Linked DNA regions of Homo sapiens: region 2 is linked to region 1. The links are chromatin loops, found by intact Hi-C in ENCODE. Cell type or tissue: mammary epithelial cell. All regions are shown on one strand. Links, peaks and the distances in the headings refer to the core of each region. The heading gives the core; the rest is flanking DNA.

What was found. A loop is a pair of places that touch in the nucleus more often than their neighbours do. Peaks named below come from ENCODE experiments on the same cell type or tissue, not always from the same donor. Only the 100,000 strongest peaks of a DNase experiment are listed, where the experiment ranks them.
Region 2: a loop joins it to region 1, with 2.3 times the contacts of the local background. A loop is called at or near these places in 3 of 110 quality-filtered maps.

What each region holds. Positions count from the first base shown.
Region 1 is chr22:46,237,741-46,251,746 of GRCh38, forward strand. It overlaps PPARA (peroxisome proliferator activated receptor alpha), which reads left to right. Exons shown (of 9, transcript NM_005036.6): 9 at 1-6,015. It overlaps CDPF1 (cysteine rich DPF motif domain containing 1), which reads right to left and starts at 12,553. Exons shown (of 4, transcript NM_207327.5): 1 at 12,516-12,553; 2 at 10,432-10,544; 3 at 9,370-9,481; 4 at 6,273-7,498. The coding sequence starts at 10,544. The coding sequence ends at 7,352. RefSeq lists silencers at 12,132-12,301, 12,412-12,741 and an enhancer at 12,336-12,843. In mammary epithelial cell, for the core only: no CTCF peak of the experiment used is centred there; no DNase peak of the experiment used is centred there.
Region 2 is chr22:46,164,501-46,180,324 of GRCh38, forward strand. It overlaps PPARA (peroxisome proliferator activated receptor alpha), which reads left to right. Exons shown (of 9, transcript NM_005036.6): 3 at 12,253-12,336. LOC105373074 (a long non-coding RNA gene) reads right to left here and starts at 7,728. Exons shown (of 2, transcript XR_938315.3): 1 at 7,602-7,728. In mammary epithelial cell, for the core only: no CTCF peak of the experiment used is centred there; a DNase peak (open chromatin) is centred at 7,761.

The DNA.
Region 1 (14,006 bases), core at 1,660-9,659:
AGTGGCCATCCTAATTCAGAAAGAAGCTAGCCTTTGAGTGTCTGTCATGGTGCATCCGTTTCAGTATTATTTCCTAAAATGAGAAGCCCCTGTGTCAACAAGATCCAGGGGCTGGAGCCCAATGCCAAGCCTGTGTTGTCCCCAGCGACCCTGCAGCTGCTCGCTCTGATGTACCCTGTGCCATTCAAGGAGATGTGGTCCAGGAAAGTGAGCCTCATGGTTTTCAGAGAAGTCATTGTTCTGTTTACATTTTCATAAAACCTGTTTAAAATAGCTCCCCGTCTCAGGCTTTCAGCAGTAACAGTGAGCTGACTGGCAAGTTCGATGTTAGCTCCCGGGACACTCAGCAGCGATGGTGAGCATTTTGGTTTCCTTAAGGCCCAGCAAGACTTCCAGGGACATCTCTGGTGAAGCCAGAATGGAGACACCCGTGACCTCAGGCTGAAAGTCACTCGACATTGGTCTCTTGTGTTGATAGGGAAGGAAATCAGGCATTCCTATTTCTTTAAATAACAAAACCACTAATTGCCACTCAATGCTGGAATATTTTGGGTCACCTAATCATAGATTTCTCAGGGCATCAATACTCAAATATAGGCTGATTATGCCCCAGTTCAAATGGGAACTATTAACAGAGTGCATTTCTTGCTTGCTGGGTTTCAACAGACATCAGCCAAAAGAACAAAAGAGATGTCAGGACAGATTCCAGGAGTGTCGGAGCACATGTGTGGCACCCGCTCCCTCTGGCAGCGAATGTAGGAAGTCGCCAAATTTACCCACTCTTCAACAAGTCATTGTTTAAACACGGTTTTTCATTTTCTCAACTTTTAATAGCAAAAAGTGCCAAAGTCCTCAGAGACCTAACAGCCTTGGTCTACCGTGCTGACCAGGGTGAAGGCACGGCGAGGGACTCCTCCCAGACGTGCCTCTTGTGTGCCAGCTGGCTGTGGCTCGGGAGCAGACGCAGGCCTCTCCATTGTCCAGGGGAGCCTGGCGGCGCATCCCTCCTCTCCCACCTCCTGGCACTTCCAGCTGGGTGTCCCACATGTTGGATTCCGTCCCCACCACACTTCCAGAGACCGGAGAACTGTGCAGGGCCTAAGGCCGTTTGGATGAATTGTCAAAACAAGATGCTTCCAGTTACAGCGGCAGGAGCGGGACTGGGAGCACGGGCTGACGGCTGCTGGTGCCTTTCTTCCCACCTCGCTTGCCTGTTTCCGCTTGACCCTTCCTCCAGCTCCGATGAGAAGAGTATAAAGCATCTTCCTAACGGGTGTGTTTGCTATACGAACATAATGGACGTGAAGTGGGGCAGAAACCCAGAACTCAGCATTCAAGGATGCCCAGGAGAGCTGTCCCTGTTTTAAAGAGCTGTGTTTTGTTTTGTTTCGCATTTAGAGAGCAGACAAGGCACCCTTCTGCTGCGCTGATACGTTTCTTACACTGGGCCATTTTAGACCCCCAGGGAAACAGCCTTCCTGGAGCGTTGTCTGGAGGTTCCAGGGACAGGGCAGCCTCCCAGAGCCGAGCAAGAGCTCAAGGTACAAATGAGAGATTTGCTATACCGTGAGAAGTCAACAACTTAGCCACCACTTCCCCGCAATGGACCATGTAACAAATACCTCAGCAGGCCCTGCAAAAGGCCATGCTAGAGCTGAGGCGCACAGCCTGTGGCCTCTGTAGTTAGGGCAGGTGGGATGGAGACTCCTTGAGTGCACACACCTGAGCCTGCCCACACACAGGGGAGCAGCATCTCGTATGACGTCTGGAAGGAACTTCGGTTGTGTAAAGGGAGCCTTGAAGATACGTGCAAAAGGTGCTACCCCAATTTGGTGAAACTGACATTGGGCACGTCTTGGGCTTAGGAGAAGCGGCCGATGGTCCCGGCCTGCAGTGACAAACCCCCCTCCCCGCACCGCCCCCAGCACCCCCTCTCCTCTTCACCTCTTCCTGCTGGCCACGAGGAAGCCACTTCCTCAGAGAGACCCTACCAGATGCGGATGGAAACAGATGCACCAAAGCAAGCCCTGATGAAACCGCGACTTCCTAAGGTCTGTCTCCTCTGAACTTGCACCTGGGCCTCTCTGTGTTTGGTTCCAAGCACTTCCCACCTCAAACTCCCATTTTCAAACCACTGTATCTCTGCGCACATCTGCTACTTACCAGCCGCATACATGATGGAGGGTTTTTTGGTCCTGATCCAGTGGCCACACCTGTCTTTGAAATGTCTCACTGAACTCCAGTTTTAAAATAGATTCATTGCTTCAACACAGCAAGCCCAATGCACCCAGCTAAGACTGGCTTGACCGACAGCCTGGCCTTTGGTGGGGGGCTTCCTGGGGCCTGGGGAAAGCTGGCCACCTTCAACAGCTGGTACCTCTTCAACAGTGTGGCCTTTCAAAATGCAGATGCCACCAGGAGAACATGCCCACAGCTCACCACCTATGGATGCCATGGCTCTGGGCAGCTTTCAAAGCAGGTTCCTGTGGTCTCCTCAGCTGTTTGAGGGGGTAACAGCAAATCAGCCTCCATTTTAAAATGAAAACACCAGCCTCCAGATGTAGGGCCTGCTGGGTGTTGCTAGCCGCTGGTCCCCAGGCACGGTGCACTTTCTCCACCTCCTGCAGCCTCCCTGTTGTTTCTAGACTCTTGCACCTGGTGAGTGCAAGGATAGGTGACCCAGGGGCCTGCAGCCTTGTCCTCAGCTCCCATCTCCTGGACTGCCAGCCTCACCCTCTGCAGTTAGCATGGTTGGCCTGATGCAGGGATCCCGAGGGATTACTTTTTAGACCTTCTTTCACATTCAGAAAAGTAGTATAGATTCAGGAGAGGCAAGAAAATTATGCTGTCCATAGAAGTCACCCATGAAGACTGATGCCACCACCTGAAGGCTCATGATTGTTAAAAATGTCCACGGGAACCTCTCGTCCACAGGAGGTTTGTCTCAACACTTCCCATTTTTACGGCATTGGCATTGCCAAGCATGGGGAAGTATCTGCTCTTCTCATGTTAAAAGTGGCCCAGCTTTTCTTAACTCAGTCCAAGCTGACTTGTTTAGCTGCACTGGAATTTCTTACCAACCAAATATTTGCATCGAGCAAAGGGGGCTGTGTGCACCTCCCTAATGGCAGCGATGATGGCTGCTGTCATTCAAGCCCATCTTCAGACGTCACAGTCTGGAAGTGAAATGTCCACAAACATCTGTGGCAGAAAAGGCTATACGGACCACCCAGTTGTGCTGCAGCTTTACAGAGCAAGGAAGGGTTGTGGCAAATAAATGATTAACCTGCCTCGACTGTGCTGAGGGCAACAAAGGCCATCTCACCAAAGGATTATTCGATGCCATTAAATCATCCCGTGACCTTCCTGCTTCCGAGTCCATGGCCTTTGCCCAGGGCATGTACTCCCCTGAGAGGCCTTCTGCCTAGAAAGATCTATGACTGGGTTCCAAAGTTGAGGCCTAGGTTTTTGCTGGGATTTAGATATTTTCAGGCACCATTTTGACAGCATTCAGGAAAACGGTTATTGACCCCATAGACTAGGGTAAGAATAAAGGCAATAAATTTGGTCTGACTCAGAATATAGGAGATCCATATATTTCTCTGGAAACCACAGTGTACACTAAAATGTGAAATTGAAGGTTTTGTTAAAAAGAAAAAGATAATGAGCTTCATGCTTTGTTTAATTACATAATGATTTCCATTACGCTATTTCTGTGAAATGCAGCAGGTTCTTAAACGTTATTTCAGTGGCATGGGCTGGAAGCTTATCACAAAAAGCCATGTGTGTGGCCTTATCAGAACAGAAAGAGACAGGCTGGTGCCCAAGGCTGCTGCCTGCTCCACCTTTTGCCAGCTCTGGACATCTGAGGACGTCCCGGCAGATCTGGAATGGGGCCCTCAACTGACCATTTGCTTCTCAGAATTTCAGTTTGAGACATGAGAGGTATAATCAGTTACTTTTCTCCCCCCAGAGAAACCCTTTTGTGAGGGGAGAGGAGCTATGGTATGTGGTTCAGCTGAAACACATACAACTGCATCCTTTTGGAGTCCTTTGCCAACAAAAACAGACCAACAGACCAGATGGTGTCCATGTTCAATATCATGTCTTGATGGACGCAGCTGATGACCTCAAATACTTGAGTGGTCTCATGGCTGTTAGATGGATTATTTGAAAAAAAAAAAAAAAAAAGAGAGAAAAAATAATTGATTTTTACATCAGAGATAGCAAACTAAGACCTGGGGAGGGGGGTCAGCTTTTATTTTATTTTATTTTTTTTAAGTTTGCTAGTTGGGTCAAATGTGAGGAGGAGGGAGTCTACCTGCCACCTCTTCTCTTGCCCCTCTTCTGCCCACACATCCAGCATCCAAAATCCATTCATTTAATGAATTGATAAAGTGCCGTGCAAACTGGTGCACAAACAGGCCCCCAGTCCACGCAGCCTGGCTCCTAGGAAAAGTGGTGACCGGGCGTGGGGGGGCATGCCGCAGCCCTGGGACACAGTCGGGCACCTTCCCCGGACCCCCAGGCCTTGGCTGTGCCTCAAGTCAGAGAGGGTCAGCCTTCAGGCCCCGGAGACGAGTGACTGGCCGATCATTTCACAATAAAATCACTCACTTTTGGCAACTTCACTTTTTTTAAGGCACAGTCAGTTCCTTTTCTCATGTACCTCACAAAAGATGAAGACCATGTAGTACTCTTTTTGGTAAAGTTACAGTGTTCATGTTAAATATCACTTTTTTCTACATTGTGTGGTAAAAAGAACTACGTTAATAGCTATATCTTAAATACTGTGATTTGACTTTTTGAAAAATATCCTAATACAAATATTTTACTAACTTACAATCACTCATTTAATAAGAAACATTTGGATTCTTTTGAAATCAGTGTTAATTGACTCATATTCTTAAAAGCCTGGCTCTTGACCCTATTGGAAACACAAAGGAAGCTGAAATCAAACATCTAAAATACACTGCGTACACGTGTGCGTGCACACACACACACACACACACACACACACAGCTCTTCATTTCTCCTGAGCCATGCAGAATTTACTTTCAATGTGGAAATCTGTTCCCTTTACCACACTGTATATGCACAGAGCACAAGAGAGGCTATCTCTAGTCACTTCCACCAGCGAGGCCTTAGACTCCGTATTAGAGGCCACCGATTTCATACAACAGTGTTTCGCTAAAGACCCTTCACTATTCTTGTTTAGTAAATAGCTGTCTGCTCTTCAGGGAACTGTTACCTATGGGTTATTACCAAAGAACGCTGGCAATTGGAAATGTCCTGATGGAAATTCTTTGCACGTGCCGGTTCTCTGGCATCCTCCAGGTGGCCCAACCCAAAGCAGAAAGCAGAAACCACAGACCCCGTGAGTCTCCCCATACCTTGTTTCCAATAACTTGGCAAAACTTCTTGGTGCATATTGGTTACACCCTCTGGGATTCATAATGCCATTAGGCTAAAACCCTAAGAGAGAGGGTTGACAGAAACACACGCGAGAATGAGGCAGATCCCAGAGCAAGGACTGGGCCCAGACTCTCCACATGTGCTCTACTAGTGAGTGCCTTATACTCTCAGTATTTTGGGGCTTACAGCTTCTTATTTGTGCTAAAAAGGTGCAGTTCCAAAGTAGGAACTGCCACACAGGCCCCAGCATCCTCTCTCCAACTTCATACCTCTCTCCTGGTGGGGGGAGCGGGCATCCAGGACCTCCGGAATCAAGGATGTGCAGAGAAGAGCGAAAGTAATTTTTCTAGTCACATGAACTGATTGGTTCCAGGCAATTAGAAAATGGCTATAAAATAACCTTAATTTTAAAAAAAAATCTTGGGTCTTCGTTTTCCTATTAGGAGACTGAACTGACCACATGTATTGATTTATATCCTGAATATATGGGAACTTCTGTGTTTGGGATGTCCTACTGTAAGACTGATGAATGTACAGAGTTAATTTCAGGGTACAGTTTTGCCTTAATGGTTTTAAAAAATAAACTATTTTTTAAAATTTTTTGGTGAGTTTTGAGTGATGCTGCGAGATGGACTGTTTGGTCTAAAAGAACCAAGTCCCCAGCTGTGGGGTCCGCCCTCCGCCAGAACAGTCCCTGCGCCCCTCATGGAGGCTGTCTCCACCTGCACAGTCCCTTTTGTGTCCTTCAACATACAGAATGGATCAAGGACAATCTGGCTCCGGAATACGACATCCTTTCGTCTGAAGTCACATACAACGGGAACTTTTAAAGCAGTGAGCATCTTAAAGTCCATCAGTGCACAAGTCAGTAAAAACTCTTTATTCATTCCTTCATGTGACAGTTGGCCTTGAGTAGTTACAAAGACAGAGCAGTTCCTGCCTCTCAGAATTCTAAGCAGACATTCCAGAGCTCACAGATCAGTGTCCCACCAGCTGCTACCCTGGAAGCTTCAGGGAGATGGGGAGCCTGGAGTAGGGGGGTGCTGCAGGAACCCCCGGCAGGCAGTGGGGCCAGGCTTCACAGGCACCCAGGGCTGAGTGCGAGATGGCAGGGGGCAAGCAGGCAAGCAGTGGGATGGTCTTGAGGTGTGGGGTGAGGGCAGGAAGCCCACGGTATTCCTGACTTGGAGTCGAGGGAGACAGAACGGAGGGGCCCGAGCTGAAGACAGAGTCTGAGGGAACTGGAGAGGCTAGAAGCCAGCACTCAGCTTCCCAGGAGACCCCAACTATTGCCGGGCCAAGTGTCCAGGGAGAACGTCGGGTATCCAAATGTTTCAGTGGAAGATTCCTTTTCCAAACATGAGCTGGTTCTTTGGGTTTTTAATTATAAACATAATACATGGTCAAGGTTAAAAACATTTTCCAAGCACCACATAAGGATATGAAATAAAAATTCTATCCCCCTCTAGACCTTCCAGACTGGGTCCAGAAGGAGCTGCTGTCAGTGATTTTCCTTACAGAGAGACCATTGCAGCCACCTACAGTGCACCATGGCCCCGACACAGTGTGGCATCTCCCCCCACACGCACCTGCACGCAGCCTCTTAGGAGCTGCCCTGCTGAAGGAGGTCATCCCTCTCAGTCACATCTGAGCAGCACTCACTCAGGCCTGGGCCCTGAGGGGCATGTGGGGGGACCTGGCCGGGTTCCTGGCTGTGTCTTGTCTGGCATCTGCCTTTGGACTACCCTCTTGCTACAGCTCCCTGGGCCTGTGGCTGCTCCAAGCTGGACTCCAGCTCCCCTGGGCTGCAGTGCTGCTCCCAGTGGTCCAGAAACAAGGCCAGGCATGGCGGCTCCCAGCTCAGCAGCATCCCTGGCGCAGGCTGGCCCAGGAGCTCTGTGCAGGGTGCCGCCCGATGACCTAGCCCCAGTTGCACTCACGTCCGAGAACCGGGCTGGCTGGGGGTCCTCTTTGATGGAGCTTTCCTTTTCTCCAAGTCTTGCCGAATTTCCTGAGGAAAAGCATTGATGTTCTCCCGGACACAAGGGAGGCAGAATCTCTTGGAGTAGAATAAACTGCATTCCTTAAAGAAGTGGACAAGGATGGAGGCTTGAGTATCCTGGGAACATGGTGCAGCTCCTCCCAGGGGCCAGCCCTTCCCACACTTGGGGGGCTGGGCTGGGGCCCCAGCATGCACAGTGTGGGCAGGTGGCCAGAGCTAGACCAGCAAGAGGGAGAGCCAGGCCTGAGGGCCTGGCAGGGTGTCCAGGAGAAAAGCAATGCAGGCCTGGGCTACCCTGGGTGGGAACAGCTGGGATGGGACAGAAAGACTCTGGGGCCTGCTCTGCTCCATCACGGGGCAGTGACAACAATGGAAAGCTGGAGCACAGGCCATGCCCCGAAAATCCCAGAGTCCTCCCGTCCCAGCTATCGCAGCACGAACAGTGGCCACCTGGTGCTGGGAGCGGCAGGGGACAGGAAGGACAGCCCCACAGACCAAAGACGCCATGGACGAGCCAGCTAGTCTGGGCAGGAGGCCAGAACCGTGCAGCCATGTCCGCTCTCCTCTCTCTTACACACTAGAACTCCCGAGATTCATCACGGTGCACAGCACGTGGCTAAGGATGACATTCCCCAGCCCCCTCTGTAACTGGGCATCGCCATGTGACTCAGGCTGGTTAGGGGCGTCAGCAACTGTGTGTGCCACCTCCTGGTCATGCCCTTTGAAGGCATGGACTGTGCTCTCACGTCCCTTCCCGCTGCCTGGGATGCAAATATGATGGTGGGAGCTCCACAGCCACAAGGGACCCAAATAGAGACTCTGCTGAAGACAACAGGGGTGCCCTTCCAGCCAAGGCCACCAGTTCTGGACTCTTACATAGGAGAAAGTAAGTAAATAACTATTTGCTTTACTTAGGCCACTCTTATTTTTGGTGTCTGTCTGTTCTTAAAGCTTAGTGTGCTCGCAAACATAAGGCTGCCCTCCTGCAGTTCTTAGAAAAGACCCTTCGCCATGGAGATCCGCTCACTAACAACCTACTGTTTAAACAAAGAAAGCTGCAGACTTGTGGTACCTGCGTGCGCCCCCCACCCCCGCCACCCCGCTGCTCACGAAGAGCAGCCCAAGGCCAAGGTGTTGCATTCAAGACCTCCACCTCCCCACCTGGCCCACCCACCTTTGCAGTCTTCCTTTCCCAGCTTCTCCTGGACCACCAGCTCCTCCATGAGCCTCAGATACTCCCATGCCACACTGCGGAGGCTCCTCCCACCCTGGCCCATCTCGTCCCCCTGGCTATTGATACAGCTCCCCTTTGTGTGTGTCAACCTGTGGCAGATGCTCAGGGACTTCTCAGACTCTGGGGTCACTCTGAGTACACTGGGCACGCTGTGAAAGCCATGCTGCTCCACTTCCATCCGTCCTTGGGTTTACAGCTACCCAGGTGAACCTGGCCCACCCAGCCTCTCTGAAGCTCAGTTCCCTCATCTATAAAATGGGTGGAATATAATACTGCTTTACCTGACTAAGGGGCAGGACTGAATGAAGCCTCAGCAGTAAAACAGGTCCCAAGCACAGGACCTGGCACACAACAAGTGCTCATGAAAGGACAGTCCCTTCTCCTGGAGATCCCTCCAAGAACATCTAGAAAGTAAGTCACCATCCTGGTGAGAGGGCGCACAAGGACTGTCTGCACTGTTGGTGGGAAGGGGAGGAACCCTGAGGGGCCACTGGGGTGGGTGCAGAGCCACCAATTACCTATTTCCATTCCTACACCAGGCTGAGACCCTCTAACTGACCCTAGCTTGCCCTCTCACCTCTCCCCTTCATCAGCTGAGGGGCCCCATCTATAATGGGGTGAACCCGCTGCTCCCTCTCTCCCAGCCCTCCCTACCCAGGGAGAGCTCCAGGATAACCACAGCAAGGACAGGTGGCCCCAGCCCACGCTGCTTACCCACCGGGCCCACACACACCAGCCTGCTGCACAAACTGCAGCACGAGCCGAGGACCAGGAATCTGTCCTTGTCGGAGGTGAAGGGATCCTTCATGACATAGCTTTCCTCCAGGAGGCTGCAGGAGAGTGAATGCAGCGTCAGAACAGCCCAAATCTCTGCCGTCGGAAAATCAGCCATGACCTATGGCCAGGCAGCAGCAGCCTGCACCTCTGCAGGGCCTGCATACCTGCGTGGGCTCATCAGGGCAGGGGACTAGGCCACCCGTGCTGCAGGGCAGTGACAGAAAGGATCAGCAATTGGGGGCCACACTGGCACTGAAATTGAACCTGCTCTCACCTCTGTAACAGCCATGGTAGAGAGAACCCCTTGTTCTCAGCCAAAAGCAGGGCTGCTGCAACATGGGCCCCCAGACCCTGACTGATTCACCACAGTGGGGGCACAAGGCTGCCACCTGAATACCCCAGGCCTCCCTACACCCCAAGCCACACCCTCACAGCCCCTGGAAGCCAGCTGGCCTCATGCTACACATCAGAATGAGACCCCAGGGTGACATGATGACACTCAGGCTCCTGGTCAGCAGAGGGACGACAGCCAGAAGGAAAAAGCCATGCCCCTGCCACTGCATCCCATGTGAGTAACACACCGGCCAGCTTTCCAACAAAGTGGCATTTGATGAAGGACAAGCTGGAGGTCAAGAGATAAGCCCCCTGACCCACTGGCTCTAATCCAGGTCTGCAGGGGAGACAGGCCTCCCATTAAGAAAGTGTCATGGCAAGGGTGCAGCCCCAAAGGGGGAGGCCACCACAGGTCCCCCAGCTGCTGAGCTGCTCCCCCACAGCTAGAGCAGGTATTGGACTCTGGGCTAGGTGTGGAGGAAGGTTCTGGAAGAGTCAGACCTCAAGCCTTGCCCAGGCCTCCAGAGATTACACCAGAAGCATTCAGAGCCTGGCCAGGGTGGGGTCTAAAGCTCCACACCTGAGACAGTTGTCAGACCTAGGCACACCACCCACCAACCAGCACTGGGCACAGGCCTCCCCGGCACTGGCCCAAAAGGCATGCACTCACACCATCGACTGGGTGTTGGGGGGCTTCTGTCCCACATAGCTGTACGGAGCTGTCAAGGTACAGAGTTCACACTCAAACACTCCCAGAGGACGGCACTCTACATGGGACGCCATCTGCAAGATCAAGAGATGGGGTGTCCCTGGGTCACAGGCTTTCTCAGGAATCCTGCCCCTTTCCCAGCTATGAAGACCCTAACCATATAGTCCTAGCACAGTTTCTTGCCTCCCTACCGTACCCTTTTCTCTATCCCCAGCTGAAACAGGTTTTCACCGGTGCCCAGAGTGACAGGATTTGCTGTCCATATTCCAATGGTTTAAGGTTTTTGTACTGCTAGAGAGAAGGATCCAGACAGGATCAAGCCAGAGCACCCATCTCTTCTTCCAGGTCTGCACCACGGTAAAAGCGTTCCGGTCTCCTGCTCTGCCCCATTCTTTACCACAAGCCCCCAGTGAACGCTGGTGGAGAAGGGCCCAGAGTGGGTGCAAAATCTCCTGTTTCTGCTGCTCCTAGAAGCTCTATGCCCTCACATTAGTCCACACGTGGTGTGGACATTAGAACTGTTTTCTTGGCCAGGCGCAGTGGCTCATGCCTGTAATCCCAGCACTTTGGGAGGCCAAGGCAGGCGGATCACGAGGTCAGGAGATCGAGACCATCTAGCTAACATGGTGAAACCCCGCCTCTACTAAAAATACAAAAAATTAGCCAGGCGTGGTGGCGGGCGCCTATAGTCTCAGCTACATGGGAGTCTGAGGCAGGAGAATGGCGTGAACCCAGGAGACGGAGCTTGCAGTGAGCCGAGATCGCGTCACTGCACTCCAGCCTGGGAGACAGCGAGACTCCATCTCAAAAAACAAACAAACAAAAAAACTGTTTTCTTATCTGCTTGTATGGAACCCCCTTCTCATGTTCATGGTTGGGTCTTGGAGGCCTCTCTTTCCTTAGATTTCTGGCTAAATGGCTGCCATCTGATGGGTTCATCAAAAGTTACAATTTTGCTGATTACCCAGCTCCTTCTTTGACTATGGAATCAAGTACGACATTATCAGCTGGCCCCTAGCTCTTGGCTGTGACCTCCCCTCGCCTGAACTGAGCGTGGTGTATAAAGGCGTATCAAATGCGATGGCTTTCCCCACTGGGTGTCCCCAGATGCAACTCCAGGAAGCATGGGTTACCAGTGACTTTAAAAGTTAAGTCTGGCCCGGTGTGGTTGCTCATACCTGTAATCCCAGCACTCTGGTAGCCAGAGGCGGGCGGATTACCTGAGGTCAGGAGTTCAAGACCAACCTAGCCAACATGGCGAAACCCCATCTCTACTAAAAGTACAAAAATTAGCCGAGCATAGTGGCGGGTGCCTGTAATCCCAGCTACTTAGGAAGCTGAGGCAGGGGAATCACTTGAACCTAGGAGGCGGAGATTGCAGTGAGCCGAGATTGTGCCACTGTACTCCAGCCTGGGCGACAGGGCGAGACTCCTTCTCAAAAAAATAAAAATTAAAATTAAATAAAATAAAATATTAGCCGGGCGTGGGGGCGGGCGCCTCTAATCTCATCTACTCAGGAGACTGAGGTAGGAGAATCGCTTGAGCGGGGGGTTGGGGAGCGGGGGCTGGGGGGGCGGAGGTTGCGGTGAGCCGAGATCGCGCCACTGCATTCCAGCCTGGGCGACAGAGCGAGACTCTGTCTCAAAACAAAAGTTACGATCGATCGCGGGTGTGCGTGAACCTGATCCCGCTTCTCTTCTGCACGCCGGGGCGTCCTAGGCCCCTGCCGAGGCTCCTGGGGGCGGTGCCTGTGAACAGGGACGGCTGAGAGGGTCCGGGGATGCTGGTGGTCCCCGCGAGCCTCCGCCTGCCCTCTCTCGCCCCAGCGCTGCCCGAGGTCAGGGGGGACAGTCCCGTGAGGCCCACACCCCGCTTCTCGGTCCCGTCCCCAAAGCTGAGAGCGGCTGCGCCGACTCCTGGCGCTTGGAACCCAGCAGGCCACGCCGGCGCGGAACTCAGTCCCGGCGAGCGGGAGGCACCCTGAGGCAGCGCAGGGAAGGGCCACAGCACGCTCGCCCCAGTCACTCTGCCACCTCGAACTCACCGCCGCCCTCGTCCCACGGCTCCGCGTCCAAGGCGCCTGAGCGGCCCCGCCCCACCGCGGCCCGGCCAACCCCGGTGCAGCCGCAGACGCAGGCGCGGAGCGGGAGGCGGGACCTCGCGGTGGTTTTCCGCCTCTGCCTTGCTTTTCCGGTCGCCGCGGTCCTCTGCGCGGGATGTGGCTCTGAGCTTCGGGGTAGTCCGCGAGGCTGGGTTCCGTGCTGAGGGGCGTCGCGTCTGGCCGTGCGCTGCGGGAGCGCGCGGGCCTGGCCCGCTGTCCTGGCCGCTGCGAGGCGCTCAGCTTCTTTCTGAGTGTTCCGCCGGGTTCGACAGGGTCGAGGTCGCCGGCGCGAGGCTCCCGGATAGCTGAGGGGCGCGAGGGCGCCTCCAGTCTCCCACCTGCCCTCCCGCGCCGCGGACTAGGCTGCCAGTCTACCCCACCGGGACGTCTGCCCCCGCATGCAGGAGGGGGTGTGTCGGCCCAACGGGGTCTCAGGACCTGTCCCTGCTCCTCCAAAGCCCACGTCGCCTGCGGCGCCCCTCGGGTCTGCGCCGCGTTCTCCTTTAGCCTCCCGGGCCTCTCCGCTGCCCCTCGCCCCCAGGCACCAGCCACACCTGCTTCCTTCTGTTCCCGCCCGTGGCCTCTGACACGCCGTGCCCTGGACCCGAAATGCCCGCCCCACTCCTGGAGCCTCCGGTGTGTGAGAGGCACCTTTCCTTGGGGTCAGGGGCCCGGACTCTGAAGCCGGCCTGGCTTTGCCTGTGGGCCCCGATCCTCCCAGCTCGAGTCCCTCGCCCCAGCCGCCGCGGGCCTTCACCTGTGCTTTGGGGACGACAGGATGGCCACCCTCCTTCCCCCAAAGATTTGAGGGTTTTGCTCCACGCGGGAGAAGGTCTGCCTGTGCCACCAGCCGGCAGCCTTTCACATGCTGTTGCGTTACGGGGCCCTCTGTGACCTTTCCCTAGGCCGAGGGGTGCTTCGTCTCTGTTCCTGAGAGACCAGAATTTATTCTTGGTTTGTCAAGCCACATCTGTAGGAATGTTGCCCAGTTGCAGCAGGCTGGGGTCTGGGACTTGCTCCTTTGGCGAATTGAGAAGTAAGGATATAGAAGGCATTTTAGCACTAATGGAAACCAGAACCACTCTTAGACCTGGGCAAGAGGGGCCCCAGAAATTAGCAAGCGATTAGCAAGCAGCTGGATTTCGATGACCTCCACTGTACTTAGAGCAACGGCATTCGATTCGTTGGATCATTTCAAAGATGACATACTGGGTTGTTTGTTTGTTTCTGGCGGTGTCTAAAGATGGAACATCTTGAAGCATTTTGAATTTGACCTGTGGCTACCCTCAGATACAATGATGGTAACCCCATGAGTGCTGTTAAAGCAATTTGACTTATTGTAGACAGGTTAACACATGAGATGCGTTAAAAGAGTTAAGTGAAATAATAGGCAGCATTCAAAGAGCAAATCGTGGTCTTTGGCAGAAAATAGAG
Region 2 (15,824 bases), core at 3,805-11,804, 71 kb before region 1:
CCTCGGCCTCCCAAAGTGCTGGGATTACAGGCATGAGCCACTGCACCCGGCCAGTACATGCTTTCTTGATTTGTCTGTTTCCCACCTGTCTCCCCTCCCTAGAATGGCAGCTCCATGACGACAGAGGTGTTTCTCTGTTTTCTCCATGGCTGCACCCTCAGCTGCTAGAAGGTGGCCCAGCATAGGAGGTATTTAATGAAGCCTTCCTCTCCACTTAAATCTACACCCTTGTGCTTATTAAAAGGTGACAGTTTTCTGTTTGAAAATTTTATTAGTGTTTTAATGAGAAAGTTATTATTTGGGTAATGCCTGAATATGAGGAAAACATTAAGGGTAGAAATGTAATTGTTTTCCTATTTCATTCAGTCTATGGATTTTATTGAAGATTACAGAATTACTTCTTTGTAGCTATGGAAGTAAAAAAATAATAAGACGAGTAGCTATTTCAAAACGTAGGGCTGATAAATTTGGGATGGTTTGAGAACGTTAAGTTGGGGAACTCCATTTCTTTTTTTACATTTTTATTTATTTTCATTTGTTTATTTATTTATTTGAGACAGAGTTTCGCTCTGTTGCCCAGGCTAGAGTGCAATGCCATGATCTCGGCTCACTGCAACCTCTGCCTCCGGGGTATAAGTGATTCTCCCATATCAGCCTCCCGAGGAGCTGGGACTACAGGCGCCTGCCACCACACCTGGCTAATTTTTGTATTTTTAGTAGAGATGGGATTTGGCCATGTCAGCCAGGCTGGCCTCAAACTCCTGACCGCAGGTGATCCGCCTGCCCTTGGCCTCCCAAAGTGCTGGGATTACAGGTGTGAGCCACCGCGCCCAGCCAGGGAACTGCATTTCTGACAGTGGCTCAGTAGTTTGGAAGTTAACTGGCAAAGGTGGACAGAATCTTTAAACATATGTGGAGGAATTGGAGAGTTTACAAGATAGTGAAGAACTGCCAGGCCATGGTCTGGAGAAGATGGAAACTTGATGTTTGGGGCCATTGTGTCCCTGGGGTGTTGGCCAATTTATGAAAGAAGCAGTTAAGAGCCTGAGTGGCACTTTTGAGGGGCTAGAAGGGAAGACCCTGGTAAACATCCCAAACTTTGGATTGGGACCCAAAAAAGCTCCATCCCAGGAGTACAGGTGACCTGGAAACGGATCAGCGTAATCGAGGACTGAAGTCCAGTTCTAGCTACGCCCAGTCCTTGAGACTGGATTAAGGTGATCTCAGATTGCAAGGACCTCAAATGCCTGGCAGAAGCAAGTGAATATCCTTCTGGAGGAACAGAGCCTCATCCTAGGCCTCTAATTATTTTTAAGGACAATTTTTCAAATGCAGGCTTTCCTCCCTTTGCACAGTTCCCTTATGCATAAATTTCAGTCAGTGGCCAGCTGCAGTGGCTCATGCATGTAATCCCAGCGCTTTGGGAGGCCAAGGCGGGTGAATTGCTTGAGTCTGGGAGTTGGAGACCGGCCTGGGCAACATAGAACCCCATCTCTATTTTTAAAAATAAAATATTAATTATCACTGCTTAGTTAAATTATAGTGGTCTCCCAACAATACAGATCAGATCCCAGCTCCCATGGTATATACACTGTGAGTGCTGTATAAAGTACAAGCTCTGCCGCCAGTTCTCCAGCCTACAAATCACAGTATAGATAACAGATGTGCATGATGATCACTGGCCAATTGCGTCACTTCTCTCAAAGTCAGTCTGTGATTGGTCCCTGAGCATCTGTCGGTCAGTTTCATGCACAGACTGCAAAGCATATGGTTTTGTCTACTCTTTGTCTCTCAGTGATAAACCCACATGGCATTTTGTAAAAGTGGATACATCAGGCCAGGTGTGGTGGCTCATGCCTGTAATCCCAGCACTTTGGGAGGCTGAGGCAGGTGGATCATTTGGGGTCAGGAGTTTGAGACCAGCCTGGCCAACATGGTGAAACCCCATCTCTACTAAAAATACAAAAATTAGCTGGATGTGGTGGCAGGCGCCTGTAATCCCAGTTACTGGGGAGGCTGAGGCAGGAGAATTGCTTGAACCCAGGAGGCAGAGCTTGCAGTGAGCCGAGATCATGCCACTGCACTCTAGCCTGGGTGACAGAGCAAGACTACCATCTCAAAAAAAAAAAAACAAAAAACAGTAATCAAGCATGAAAATTATGAAATGCTCAGAGATAAAATGCGCGAGGCCTGTACACTGTAATCTACAAAACACTGCTGAGAGAAATTTTAAAAGACCTAAATAAATGGCAAGTTATAACATGCTCTTGAATCAGAAGACTCAGTATCTTAGGATGGCGACTTTTCCCAAAATGATCTACAGATTCAAAGCAATCGGAATCAGACCTCAGCATGCCTACTTGTAGAATTTGATAACCTGATTCTAAAGTTTATATGGAAATGCAAGGAACCCAGAGTTGCTAAAATAACTTTGAAAAAGAACAACACAGTTGAAGGACTTAGACTACATGATTTCAAGAATTATTATAAAGCTACAGTAATCAAGACAGTATGGTATTGATATGAAAATAGACCATTAGATGAATGGAACAGAATAGCAAGTCCAGAAATAGATCCACACATATATGGTCAATTGATTTTCAGCAAAGTGCCAAGTCATTTAAGTGGGGAAAAGATAATCTTTTCAACAAATGATACCGGAACAACTGGATAGCCATATGCAAAAGAACCTCAACCTTCAGCTCACAGCACTACAAACTCATAATTATTATCATTATATTATACTATTATGTAATAATAGTATATATCATGTTACATATTATATTATGTAATATATATTATATGATACTGTTATGTCATATAATTATTATTGAAATGGGTCATAGATCTAATTGTAAGAGTTAAAACCATCCAGGTACAGTGGCTCATGCCTGTCATCTTGCACTTTGAGAGGCCAAGGCGGGTGGATCACTTGGCCCCAGGAGTTACAAGACCATCCTGGGCAACATAGCGAAACACCGTCTCTACAAAAAAATGAAAAAATTAGTTGAGCATGATGACACTCACCTGTAGTCCCAGCTGCACAGTAGTCTGAGGTGGGAGGATCACCTGAGCCCAGAGAGGTCAAGGTTGCAGTGAGCCATGATTGCACCACTGCACTCCAGACTGGGTGACAGAGAGACCGTGTGTTAAAAAAAGAGTTAAAACTATAAAACCTTCAGAAGAAAACATATGAGAAAATTCTAGTGATTTGGGGTTTGGCAAAGATTCCTTGAACATGATTTAAAAAGCATTAACTAGGCCAGGTATGCTGGCTTACACCTGTCATTCCAATGCTTTGGGGGACCGAGGTGAGAGGATAGCTTGAGGCCAGGAGTCCGAGAGCAGCCTGGGCAACATAACAAGAGTGGGTCTTTACCAAAAAAAAAAAATAAAAAGCCTGTGCCAGGCACAGTGGCACATGTCTGTAGTCCTAGCTACTCACGAAGCTGAGGCAGGAGGATCACTTGAGCCCAGGAGTTGAAGCTTGCAGTGAATTATGACCATGCCACTGCACTCCAGCCTGGGCCACAGAGTAAGACTAAGACTCAGTCTCTTAAAGAAGAAAGCGACCGGGCGCAGTGGCTCACGCCTGTAATCCCAGCACTTTGGGAGGCTGAAGCAGGTGGATCACAAGGGCAGGAGATGAAGACCATCCTGGCTAACACGGTGAAACCCCATCTCTACTAAAAATACAAAAAATTAGCCGGACGTGGTGGTAGGCGCCTGTAGTCCTAGCTACTCGGGAGGCTGAGGCAGGAGAATGGCGTGAACCTGGGAGGCGGAGCTTGCAGTGAGCCAAGATCGTACCACTGCACTCCAGCCTGGACAACAGAGCGAGACTCCATCTCAAAAAAAAAAAAAAAAAAAAAAAAAAAGAAGAAAGCATAAACTATAAAAGAAAAAATTAATAAATTAGTCATCCTCAAAATTAGAAACTTTTACTCATCAGAAAACACTTAATAAAATGAAAAGTCAAGCCATAGACTTAGAGAAAATATTTACAAAACATATATCTGACAAAGGACTTGGATATGGATTATATAAAGAACTATTGTAATTCAATAAGATGTCAAACAACCCAATTAAAAATGGGTGAAAGATGAACTAACTCTTCAACAATGGGCATGTCATTTGAATGGATGGTAAGCAAGCACATGAAAAGATGTTCATGTGCCTTTCCCTCATTAGTCACTAGGGAAATGCAAGTTCATAGACATCTCTCTTCGTAGAAAGATATCACTACACACCCACAAGAGTGGCTGTAATTAAGCAGTCTGACCAAGTATGCGTAAGAATGTGGAATAAGAACTCTCATACACTGCTGATGGGAATGTAAAATGATAGCCACTTTGGAAAACATTTTGGCAAATAATACCACTTACATTATTATCGAAAATATTGTATACCTGAAAGAACTCAAAGTGAAAAAGCTATATACTGTCTGCTTCCAAGGCTACACATTATGGGAAAGGCAAAACTATGAAGACAGTAAAAAGATGCGCCAGTGGTTGCCAGGGGCTCATGGGGAGGGAAAGAGGAATGAATAGGTGGAACACAGGGCATGTTTAGGGCAGTGAAACTATTCTGTATGGTACCGTAACGATGAATACATGTTATTAGGCATTTGTCAATACCCATAAAATGTACAACACAAAGAGTGAAAATGAAAACTGTGGGCTTCAGTTAGCAATAATATGTCAACATTGGCTCATCAGTGGCAACAAATGTACCTCACCAATGCAAGATGTTTGTTTGTTGTTTGTTTGTTTTGTGACGGAGGGGGTGCAGTGGCGCAATCTCGGCTCACTGCAAGCTCCGCCTCCCGGGTTCACGCCAATCTCCTGCTTCAGCCTCCGGAGTAGCTGGGACTACAGGCGCCCGCCACCACGCCCGGCTAATTTTTTGTATTTTTAGTAGAGACGGGGTTTCACCATGCTAGCCAGGATGGTCTTGATCTCCTGCTGTCGTGATCTGCCCGCCTCGGCCTCCCAAAGTGCTGGGATTACAGGCATGAGCCATCACGCCCGGCCACCAATGCAAGATGTTAATAACAGGGAAACTGTGGTGGGAGTGAGGTGGTATATGAGACCTCTCTGTACTTTCCACTCAATTTTTCTGTAAGCCCAAAACTTCTCTAAATAAGAAAGTTTATTAATTAAAAGTTACTTTTATAGTGTATCTATATCTAGGAATAAATCTGAAAAAGATATATAAGATCTCTACTCAGAAAACTGATTATGTTATTAAGAGAGCTTAAATATAGCCCAAATAAATAGATGGATATACTATGTTCATGGAAGGGACAGCTCAGTATTAGGAAGGTGTCAGTCATCTTAAGAAAAGCCTCATGTGTCACACAAGGGATACTGACATCTGACACCAAGCACATGTAGGCATCCTGACTACGTTTACTTGAATGATGTGGACTTTACAGAGCTGACTATAGACAGTTCAAATGGCCTGAAAACTGTTCAATGCACTCCCTCCCAGGCTGTCATGGGATGCACTTCAGGAACTTTACTTTTTAACAAGAAAATTCAGTTTTCCTCTTAAACAGCTGGCTTCTGTTCCATTAGCATTCTTGTCACTTTAAGTTGCATTCATCTTTGTTTTTTTTTTTTAGAAAAACATTTGTTCTGCAACCAGTCTTGTCCTTTAAATACTTGTACTGTATACAGGCTCTTTTTCATAGGTCCATTACTTAAAATGATGTAAGTGTGTTTTTGGTGGCAGGGGGGTGGGAGTTGTTTGTTTTGTTTTGTTGAGACACGGTCTTACTCTGTCACCCAGGCTGGAGTGCAGTGGTGTGATCTTGGCTCACTCCTGGCCTCAAGTGATCCACCCACCTCAGCCTCCTAAGTAGCTGGGACCACAGGTGTGTACCACCACACCCAGCTAATTTTTTTTTTTTTTTTTTTTTTTTTTTGTAGGGACGGGGTTTTGTCATATCACCCAGGCTGGTCTCAAACTCCTGGACTCAAGGGATCAGCCTGTCTCAGCCTCCCAAAGTGCTGGGATTACAGGTGTGAGCCACTGCACCGGTCCTGATTTGAGTTTTTGTAAGACAGGGAACAATGTTCAGAATTTAGCACCAATGTCAGACTCATTCTGTAAATTTTTATTGAACGTCTGCCTGGTGTAGGAGAGGAAGATGACAGACAAGAATTCTTCCTCCAAGAGTTACAGGTCAGTTGAGCAGAAAAGGCATACATCAATACCCACAATGAGAGTTGTCGTGATTCAGAGGAGGGACAAAGTCCTTCCCCTGGAGGGATCCTGAGCACTTTGGAGAGGAAAGGCATCTGTACTGCCCCCCAAATGTGTAGAATGGGATGCATTCCTGGCAGAAAGAAGTAGGATAAAGTACAGAGGCCAGGGCTGGGTGCAGTGGTTCACGCCTGTAATCCCAGCACTTTGGGAGGCCGAGACAGCAGATCACCTGAGGTCAGGAGTTCGAGACCAGCCTGGTCAACATGGCAAAACCCTCTCTCTACTAAAAATACAAAAATTAGCCAGGCACAATGGCAGGTACCTGTAATCCCAGCTACTTGGGAGGCTGAGGCAGGAGAATTGCTTGAGCCCAGGAGGCAGAGATCGCAGTGAGCCAAGACTGCGCCACTGCACTCCAGCCTGGGCAACAGAGCAAGACTCTGTCTCATAAAAAAAGAAAAAAAAAAAGTACAGAGTCCAGGAAGCCTGGGGTGGGGCTGGCAGATGCCGAGTCATCTATTTTGGCCAGAGTTCAAGGCTTGCTAGGGGACATGAAGAGAAGATTCGTGCATTCTAGTTCAAACTCCACCAGATATTTGAGCTCCTTCTCTGTACCAGGCATTGTTCTAAGATACGTAAGTGAACAAAACCCATGACACCCTCGTCTATGAGAGCTGATCCTCTGGCAGGGACAGACAGGTCATGAGTGGAGTGATGGAGCAGCTGGCCTGGTGACTTAGCCGCCTTCAGGTACAGTAGGAGGAGCAAGCCCAGGACAGGTGAGTGGGTCAAGGGTGCCAGAAGGGGTGAGGGCACCAGGAAGCTGGTCCAGTTTGGCTTCCCTGAGGTGGTGACCAGGACCTAGCATCTGAGGAAGGGCTGGAAGCAGGTGAGAGCAGGTGGAGCAGACATCAGGATGGGAGCATCCTGACAGGGAGGGCAGCAGGGTGGGCTCATGAGAGGAACAGCCAGGAAGTGTGACTCGAGCAGTGTCCTGGAGAGGAGGAGGAGGAGAAAGAGGTCAGGAGGTCCCAGGGGAGAGGCAGGACCAGTCTCGTGGAGGTCGGGGCCGTTGTGAGGACTCTGGTTTGTGTTGTGTGTGAAAGGCCATGGGATGGGGACCAGCGAGGGCTTCTTAGGGGACTGGATATGCTCTGATCTAGCTGCTAAAAAGCCCCCTTGGGCAGCTTGCAGGGCCCGGGCAGAAGCTATAGGTGGTTCTGAGGTTTGCAGAGGGGCCTGAAGGGGTGGGGCCCGGCCAAGCAAGGTGGCTAAGTGGGAAAGGCTCCACCGCGTTGGGTGTAGGAAGACCTTGACCTTAGCTCCAGCCCAGCCACTGAGCAGCCGTGTCGCCTTGGGTGATACCTGTCCCTGGTCGGTTTCCCTACCTGTGAATCTGGGTACTTGGAAGCCATGCTCGAGAAGAGCCCATCCCCAGGAGGTGATCAGGGTTCTCCTTCAGGTGAGGAACCTGGCAGCCGTGTGTGAGAACCTTAGAAAAGGGAGAGGGAAGAGGCTGTGGCAGGAAGTGAGGAGGGAGTTAGTGATACCCTGGGCAGGATGCCATGAGCTGGGATGGAAACCACAGGATGAATGCAAGTAATTAAAAAAAAAAAAAAAAAAAAAACAGCATTGGGCCGGGCAGTGGCTCACGCCTGTAATCCCAGCATTTTGGGAGGCCGAGGTAGGTGGATCACCTGAAGTCAGGAGTTGGAGACCAGCCTAGCCAACATGGTGAAACTGAAAATGCAAAAATTAGCCAGGCATGGTGGCGTGTGACTATAGTTCCAGCTACTCAGGAGGCTGAGACAGGAGAATCACTTGAACCTGGGAGGTGGATGTTGCTGTGAGCTGAGATCGTGCCACTGCATTGCAGCCTCGGTGAGAGAGCAAGGCCCCATCTCAAAAAAGAAAAAAACAGACTTTCCGACCAAACGATCGACAAACCAGACTGTCCAAACAGCCATAAGCCGTAACTTTGTGCGGAGGTAAAAGACCGAGGTCACATCGGGACCTGTTGGATTCAAGGCATGTTGACAGCTGTTTCCAGGCTTCAGATAGAGCCTCCAGCTGGCAGGGTGGCCACAGGGCTTGTTGAGTAGGAAGCCTCGTTGCTTTGACAGGTTACTTGGCCCCATGAGGGACAATCCCATAGTCAGTTACCCAGAAACGTGACTGTCTCCTTGAAATCCTCAGCATGGGGTCTTATGAATAAACCCTTACTAGATTTCCTGTTCTGTCTTATTTTTATGCAGAGCTTTACTTTATAGCAGAAAATTCCATTTTTACCCTTAAATGGCTTGCTTCTGCTCCCTTAGTGTTCTTGTCACTTTAAGTTGCATTCATCTTTGTCCCTTTAGAAAAGGATTTGTCCTGCAACCAGCTCTTGCAGAAGGTACTTGGTTTATTGTTAACCGATGTTTGCTAAATGTTTGAATTATGTTGAGTTGCTTAAAGTCATGCTATCGGGTAGATGTTGTGGCTGTTCTTTTCACTCTCTTATTTGGGGATTTACAAAACAGTTATGTTTTTAGTTTTCTTTTATTTGTTGTGTTGAATAGGAATGTAGCTCTGGGAACCTCTAGTTCCAAATAAGAAAGCCTTGGACACATTTCCAGTTGGCAAGCTGGCAAAATGAAGGGCGTACAAGTTGTTAGAGAGGCTGGGAGCCTATTTAAGCACCCAGCTTCAGGATGGGACATGGGATATACCTCGAGTTAGAGGTTCTTATTAACTGTGGATTCTTCTATGCAGATATCTGTCACAATATAAGTTACTATAAGTCAGTACTAAGGCAGCTGCTACATTCTGTTTGCCAAGGGGAAGAAGAAAGCTTGGAAATGGTATTCCTTAAAAATGTCAGTATCATAAAAGACAAAGAAAAGCTGCGGAAATGTTTCAGATTAAAAGAGAGAAGACAATAAAATGTAATACCTGACTCTGAACAGCATCCAGTACTGAAGGAGGAAAAATGCTATCAAGGACATTATTGGGTCAATTAACAAAATTTGAATACGAATCATAGATTGAACTGTATCTGTTAAATTAACAGAAGCGAAGTGTTCTGTGGTGTGTAGGAGCACACTGCCATTCTTAGCAAACGTGTAGTTTAGTATTTAGGAGAAAGGGCCATGAGGCATGCAACTCACCCTCAAATACACACACACATACACATATATACATACATACCTATAAAGAAAGAAATTATGGGCTAGGTGCAGTGGCTCATGCCTGTAATCCCAGCACTTTGGGAGGCCGAGGTGGGTGGATTGTGAGGTCAGGAGATCGAGACCCTCTCTACTAAAATACAAAGAATTAGCTGGGCGTGGTGGTGCACGTCTGTAGTCCCAGCTACTCGGGAGGCTGAGGCAGGAGAATTGCTTGAACCCAGGAGGCAGAGGTTACAGTGAGCCGAGATTGCACCACTGCACTGCAGCCTGGCAACAGAGCAAGACTCTGTCTTGAAAGAAGGAAGAAAGAGAGAGAGAGAGAGAGAGAGAGAGAGGGAGAAAGAAAGAGAGAGAGAAAGAAAGAAAGAAGGAAGGAAGGAAGGAAGGAAGGAAATTATGATAAAGCAGATGGTTAAGTTGGTAACTACCAGTGAATATGGGTAAAGTTAGGATGTTCTTTACTCTGTTTTGGGGGTGCAACTTTTCTATAAGTGAAAGTACTTCCAAATAAAAAGTTAAAAGGCAAGCAAATAAATAAAAGAGACAGTTTCTATGTTATATATCCTAGCTATGTTTACCATGTCTGGATTCTGAAAGCTGCAGAGCAGAAAACCTGAAGAACAGATCACCTGTTCTTAAAATACCACTGTTGGCCAGACATAGTAACTCACTCCTGTAATCCCAGCACTTTGGGAAGCCGAGGTGGGAGGATCACCTGAGCTCAGGAGTTTGAGAACAGCCTGGGAAACATAGTGAGACCCTGTCTCTACAAAAATTTAAAAAATTATCCAGGCATCATGGTTCGTGCCTGTAGTCCTAGCTACTCAGGAGGCTGAGGTAGGAGGATTGCTTGAGCCTGGGAGTTCGAGGCTGCAGTGAACCATGATCACACTAAAGCACTCTAGCCTGGGCAACAGAGCAAGACCCTGTATCAAAAAAACAATCAAACAAAAAATCACTCCTAATTTTCCTCCCTTTTAGTACTTTTAAAAATTAACTTAAAACATTTTTTGGATAATTGTAGTTTTTTTTACTTTTTTTTTTTTGAGACAGAGTCTCATTCTGTCACCCAGGCTGGAGTGTACTGGTGCAATCTCAGGTGACTGCAACCTCTGTCTCCTGGATTCAAGTGATTCTCCTGCCTCAGCCTCCTGAGTAGCTGGGTTCATAGGCGTGCACCACACCTGGCTCGTTTTTATATTTTTAGTAGAGATGGGGTTTCACCTTGTTGGCCAGGCTGGTCTCAGATTCCTGACTTCAAGTGATCTGCCCGCCTTGGCCTCACGTGCAGTTTTAGGAAATAATACAGAGATCCCCAGCACTCTTTCCAGTTTTCCCCAAGGGTAACATCTTGCAAAGTGAGAGGACGATATCACAGTCAGGATACTGACATTGATACCATCAAGATACATAATGTTTCCATCACCAATCAGTGGTCATGGTGCCTTTTATAGCCAAACCCACTTCTCTCCTACCTTCCCATCCCTTTTTTAATTTTGCCAGTCATTAATCTGTTGCCCATTTCTGTCATTTTATGAATGTCACATAGGCCGGGCGCGGTGGCTCACGCCTGTAATCCCAGCACTTTGGGAGGCCGAGGCAGGCGGATCACGAGGTCAGGAGATCGAGACCATCCTGGCTAACATGGTGAAACCCCATCTCTACTAAAAAATACAAAAAATTAGCCAAGCGTGGTGGCGGGCGCCTGTAGTCCCAGCTACTCGGGAGGCTGAGGCAGGAGAATGGTGTGGACCCGGGAGACGGAGCTTGTAGTGAGCTGAAATCACACCACTGCACTCCAGACTGGGTGACAAAGCGAGACTCCATCTTAAAAAAAAAAAAAAAAGAATGTCACATAATGAATCATATGGCATATAACCGTTTGAGACTCAGGGTAATTCTCATGAGACTCATCCAGCTTGTTGGTGCATCAACAGTTTATTCCTTTTTATTGCTGAGTAATTTCCATGGTATGGAGGAACCATGGTTTAACTATTCACCCATTGGAGGACATCTAGGTTGTTTCCAGCTTGGAGTTATTATGAATAAAGCTGCTGTGAACATTTGTGTACAGGTTTCTTGGTTTTCTGGTTTGTTTTAAACAGTTCTAGCCAGGCACGGTGGCTCACACCTGTAATCCTAACACTTGGAAGGCTGAGGTAGGAGGACTGCTTGATCCTAGGAGGCAGAGGTTGCAAGGAGCCGAAATTGTGCCACTGTACTCCAGCCTGGGCAACATAGCAAGACCCTGTCATTCATAGGTAGGTGGATGGATGGATGGACGGACGGACAGATAGATAGGTAGAAATGTAAATTACAGGGCTACGCTCAGTGGCTCATGCCTGTAATCTCAGCACTTTGGGAGGCGAAGGCGGGCGGATCACCAGAGGTCAGCAGTTTGAGACCAGCCTGGCCAACATGGCAAAACCCCATCTCTACTAAAAATACAAAAATTAGCCAAGCATGCTGGCATGTGCCTGCAATCCCAGCTACTTTGGAGGCTGAGGCAGGAGAATCACTTGAACCCAGGAGGCGGAGGTTACAATGAGCCAAGATCATGCCACTGCACTCCAGCCTGGGCCACAGAGTGAGACTCCGTATCAGTACTTTCTTTTTATTGTTTTTCTGTTATTATAGTTTAAGTTCATTGTTATTAGATTATATACTCTGTATGGCTTCAATTCTTTTAAATTTGTTGAGGTTTGTTTAATGGTCAAAGACATGGTCTGTCTAGGTGAATGTTCCATGGGCTTTTAGGGAAAAAAGTATATTCTAGTGTTGTTGAATGGTGTCTTAGTCCATTCAAGCTGCTATAACAAAATACCGTAAACTGGGTGATTTATAAACAACAGAAATTTTTCTCTCACAGTTCTGGAGGCTGGGAAGTTCAAGATCAAAGTGCCAGCAGATTCAGTGTCATGTGAGGACGTGCTTCCTGCTTCATAGATAAGAGGTACATACACGTTTAGGAGCATCGTGTCTTCCTGGTGGATGAATTCTGTTATCATTAGGTGATCCTTTGAGCACTTTTAAAAAGAATCTGTTGGCCGGGCGCAGTGGCTCACGCCTGTAATCCCAGGACTTTGGGGGGCCAAGGCGGGCAGATCACGAGGTTAGGAGATTGAGACCATCCTGGCTAACACAGTGAAACCCTGTCTCTACTACAAATACAAAAAAATTAGCCGGGCATGGTGGCAGGCGCCTGTAGTCCCAGCTACTCAGGAGGCTGAGGCAGGAGAATGGCGTGAACACAGGAGGCAGAGCTTGCAGTGAGCCAAGATCACGCCACTGCACTCCAGCCTGGGCAACAAAGTGAGACCCTGTCTCAAAAAATAAAATAAAATAAAATAAAAATAATCTGTTTAATAGCCTACTAGTGTTCTTCCTTTACTATTTTATTGAGCATTAATTAATCCCAACATTATGTCTATGTCAGGACTGATGACAATATTTGGTATAAAAATTTGATAGTCTCAGAGGCTGAGGCAGGAGAATGCTTGAATCCAGGAGGCAGAGGTTGCAGTGAGCTGAGACCGTGCCACTGCACTCCAGCCTGGGCAACAGAACAAGACTCCATCTCAAAAAAAAAAAAAAAAAAATCGATAGTATCATATCCTCCAGGATTCAAAGTGAACTTCAAACAGTCTTATGTAGTCTAAATTTTGGAATGCATCCCAGTATTGAGTTGCAGCAGGGATTTGAGTTTTTGTGAAGAGAGAGAGGTATATCAGAATCTTGGGCATAAACTAAGGAGCCATGTCAGAACCTCAGGTGTATGCCAATGAGATAGATCAGAACCTCAGGCATGTACCCGATGAGACAGATCAGAACCTCAGGCGTGTACCCGGTGAGACAGGTCAGAACCTCAAGCGTGTACCTGTTGAGACAGGTCAGAACCTCAGGCGTGTAGCCAGTGAGACAGGTCAGAACCTCAGGTGTGTACCCAGTGAGACAGATGAGAACCTCAGGTGTGTAACCAGTGAGATATATCAGAATCTTGGGTATTTACCCAAAGAGGTATAGCAGAGTCTCAGGTATATACTCAAGAAGGCATATCTTGAGGCTTTAAGTATCTAGCTAAGGATTTATATCAGGATCTCAGGTTTATACCCAGGGAGGTATAGCAGAATTTGGGGTATAGATCTAAGGAGGTCTATCAGTCTAGAGCATATAGCCAAGGAACTATATCAGAACCTCAGGCACCTACCCAAAGAGGCATTTTAGGACTCGTAAGGAGGGGGTAGATTTCAAAAGTGTAGTCTAACAGTTTATCTACTTTGAAATTTAAAACAATATTAAAGGAAAACATGAAATATTTCTATCTGTCAGAAGGTGACATGAGTTTTAAACAATTAAGAAATATACTGGCTGTGGCCTTGTAACCAAATTATTATGCCTATAGAAATTACAGACTCCATTTTCCAGGATAGAATAACAGGGACTGACTTACCTTCTCATCTGAGATAACAAAACCTCCATACAAATACATGAAACAATGTTCTTCAAGATGCTGGACATCAGGCAGTGAAGGGCACTGATGGTTGTAAGACAAGGTGAGAGGTGTGGCTTGAGAGAGTTTCCAGGTTGCAGTGCAGGGAGAGGGGAAACTGAGGCAGATCTTGGCAGACTTCCTCAGTTGACAAAATAGAGCTGAGAGTCCAGGGAGACCATGGTGTATAGATTATCCAAAGCAAAGTATGAGAGGTGCAAGCCATATACAGAGGGACTCCAGAGATCTACCAAAGTACTTCTTGGTGCATCCATATGAGCAAAACTACTTGAGGCCAGGAAAAGAACCATCTGAGAGGATTAGAAGGAACAGTGCCCAGTACTTGTGCCAGCCAGGAATGGTGCCTGATACTCACGCAGGGCCAGGAACAGTGCAGGGATGTGAGTGTTTGTTAGGAGAGGGAGGTATATCAGAATCTTGGGCATAAAGACAAGAAACCATATCAGAACATCAGGTGTGTACCAATGAGATAGATCAGAATCTCGGGTGTATACACAGTGAGATAGATCAGAATCTCAGATGTGTACACAGTGAAGCAGATCAGAATCTCAGATGTATACACAGTGAGATAGATTGGAATCTCAGGTATGTACCCAGTGAGTCCAAGAGCATGGTGCTGGCATCCGGTGAGGGCCTTCCTGCTGGATCGTGACATGAAGCAAGGCAAAGAGCCTGTCAGCTCAGGGCTCTCTTCCTCTTCTTATAAAGTCACCAGTCCTATCATGGGGGCCCCACCCTGATGATCTTATAATCCTAATTACCTCCCAAAGGCTACCTTCAAATGCTATCAACATATGAATTTGGAAACTAAGTTTCCAGCACATGAAATTTGGGGGATACATTCAAAGTATAGCAAATATTACATCATAACCAGTAGGATTCATCCCAGGAAATGCCAAATGGCTTGATAATCAAAAATTAATGTAACTCATCGTATTAACAGGATGAAAAAGAAAAACCATGTGATCATCTTAGTAGATGCAGAAAAGCAGTTGATTAAATCCCACATTCATTTCTAACTTAAAAAAACAACTGGATTTTGACAGAGGTGCAAAGGCAATTTGGTAGAGAAAGGACAGTCTTTTCAATAAATGGTGCTGGTGCAATGGTTATCCATATGCCCAAAATGAACTTTGACCCATGCCTCATGCCATACACAAAAATTAACTCAAAATAGATCAGAGATCTGAAGGTAAAATTTAAAACTATAAAACTTCTAGAAGAAAACACAGGAGAAAAATCTTTGTGACCTTGGTCTAGGCAAAGATTTCATAGATATGACACCGAGAACACAATCTATGAAAGAAAAAAATCAATAAATTGAACTTCATCAAAATGAAACTTTTACTGTTCAAAAGACAGTTTTAGGAGAATGAAAACACAAGTTACACATTGGGAAGAAATATTCGAAAAGCATTTGCCTGATAAAGGTATTGTAGCTGGAAGACAGAAAAAATTCTCAAAACTCACCTAGAAGAAAATAACCCAGTTTTAAAAATGGGCAAGAGATCTGAACAAACACATTGTCAAAGAAGATAGATGAATAGCAAGTAAGCATGTGAAAAATTCTCAATGTTATCAGTCATCAGAGCAATGCAGATGAAACCTACAGTCCCCATGCTAATGTTCTACAACTTACACAGTGGTGGTATGATACCACTACATGCCCATTTGAATGGCCAAAATTAGAAAGGTTGACCATACCAAACATTAGCCATGATGTGCAGGAACTAGAACTCTCATCTTTGCTGACAGGAAGGTAAAATGATACAAACACATTGAAAAACAGGTTGGCAGTTGCTTTTTTTTTTTTTTGAGATGGAGTCTTGCTCTCCCAGGCTGGAGTACAGTGGCGCGATCTCAGCTCACTGCAACCTCTGCCTCCCAATGAATTAGAAAAATAATAATAAAGGTAACAATAGCAGTAATAA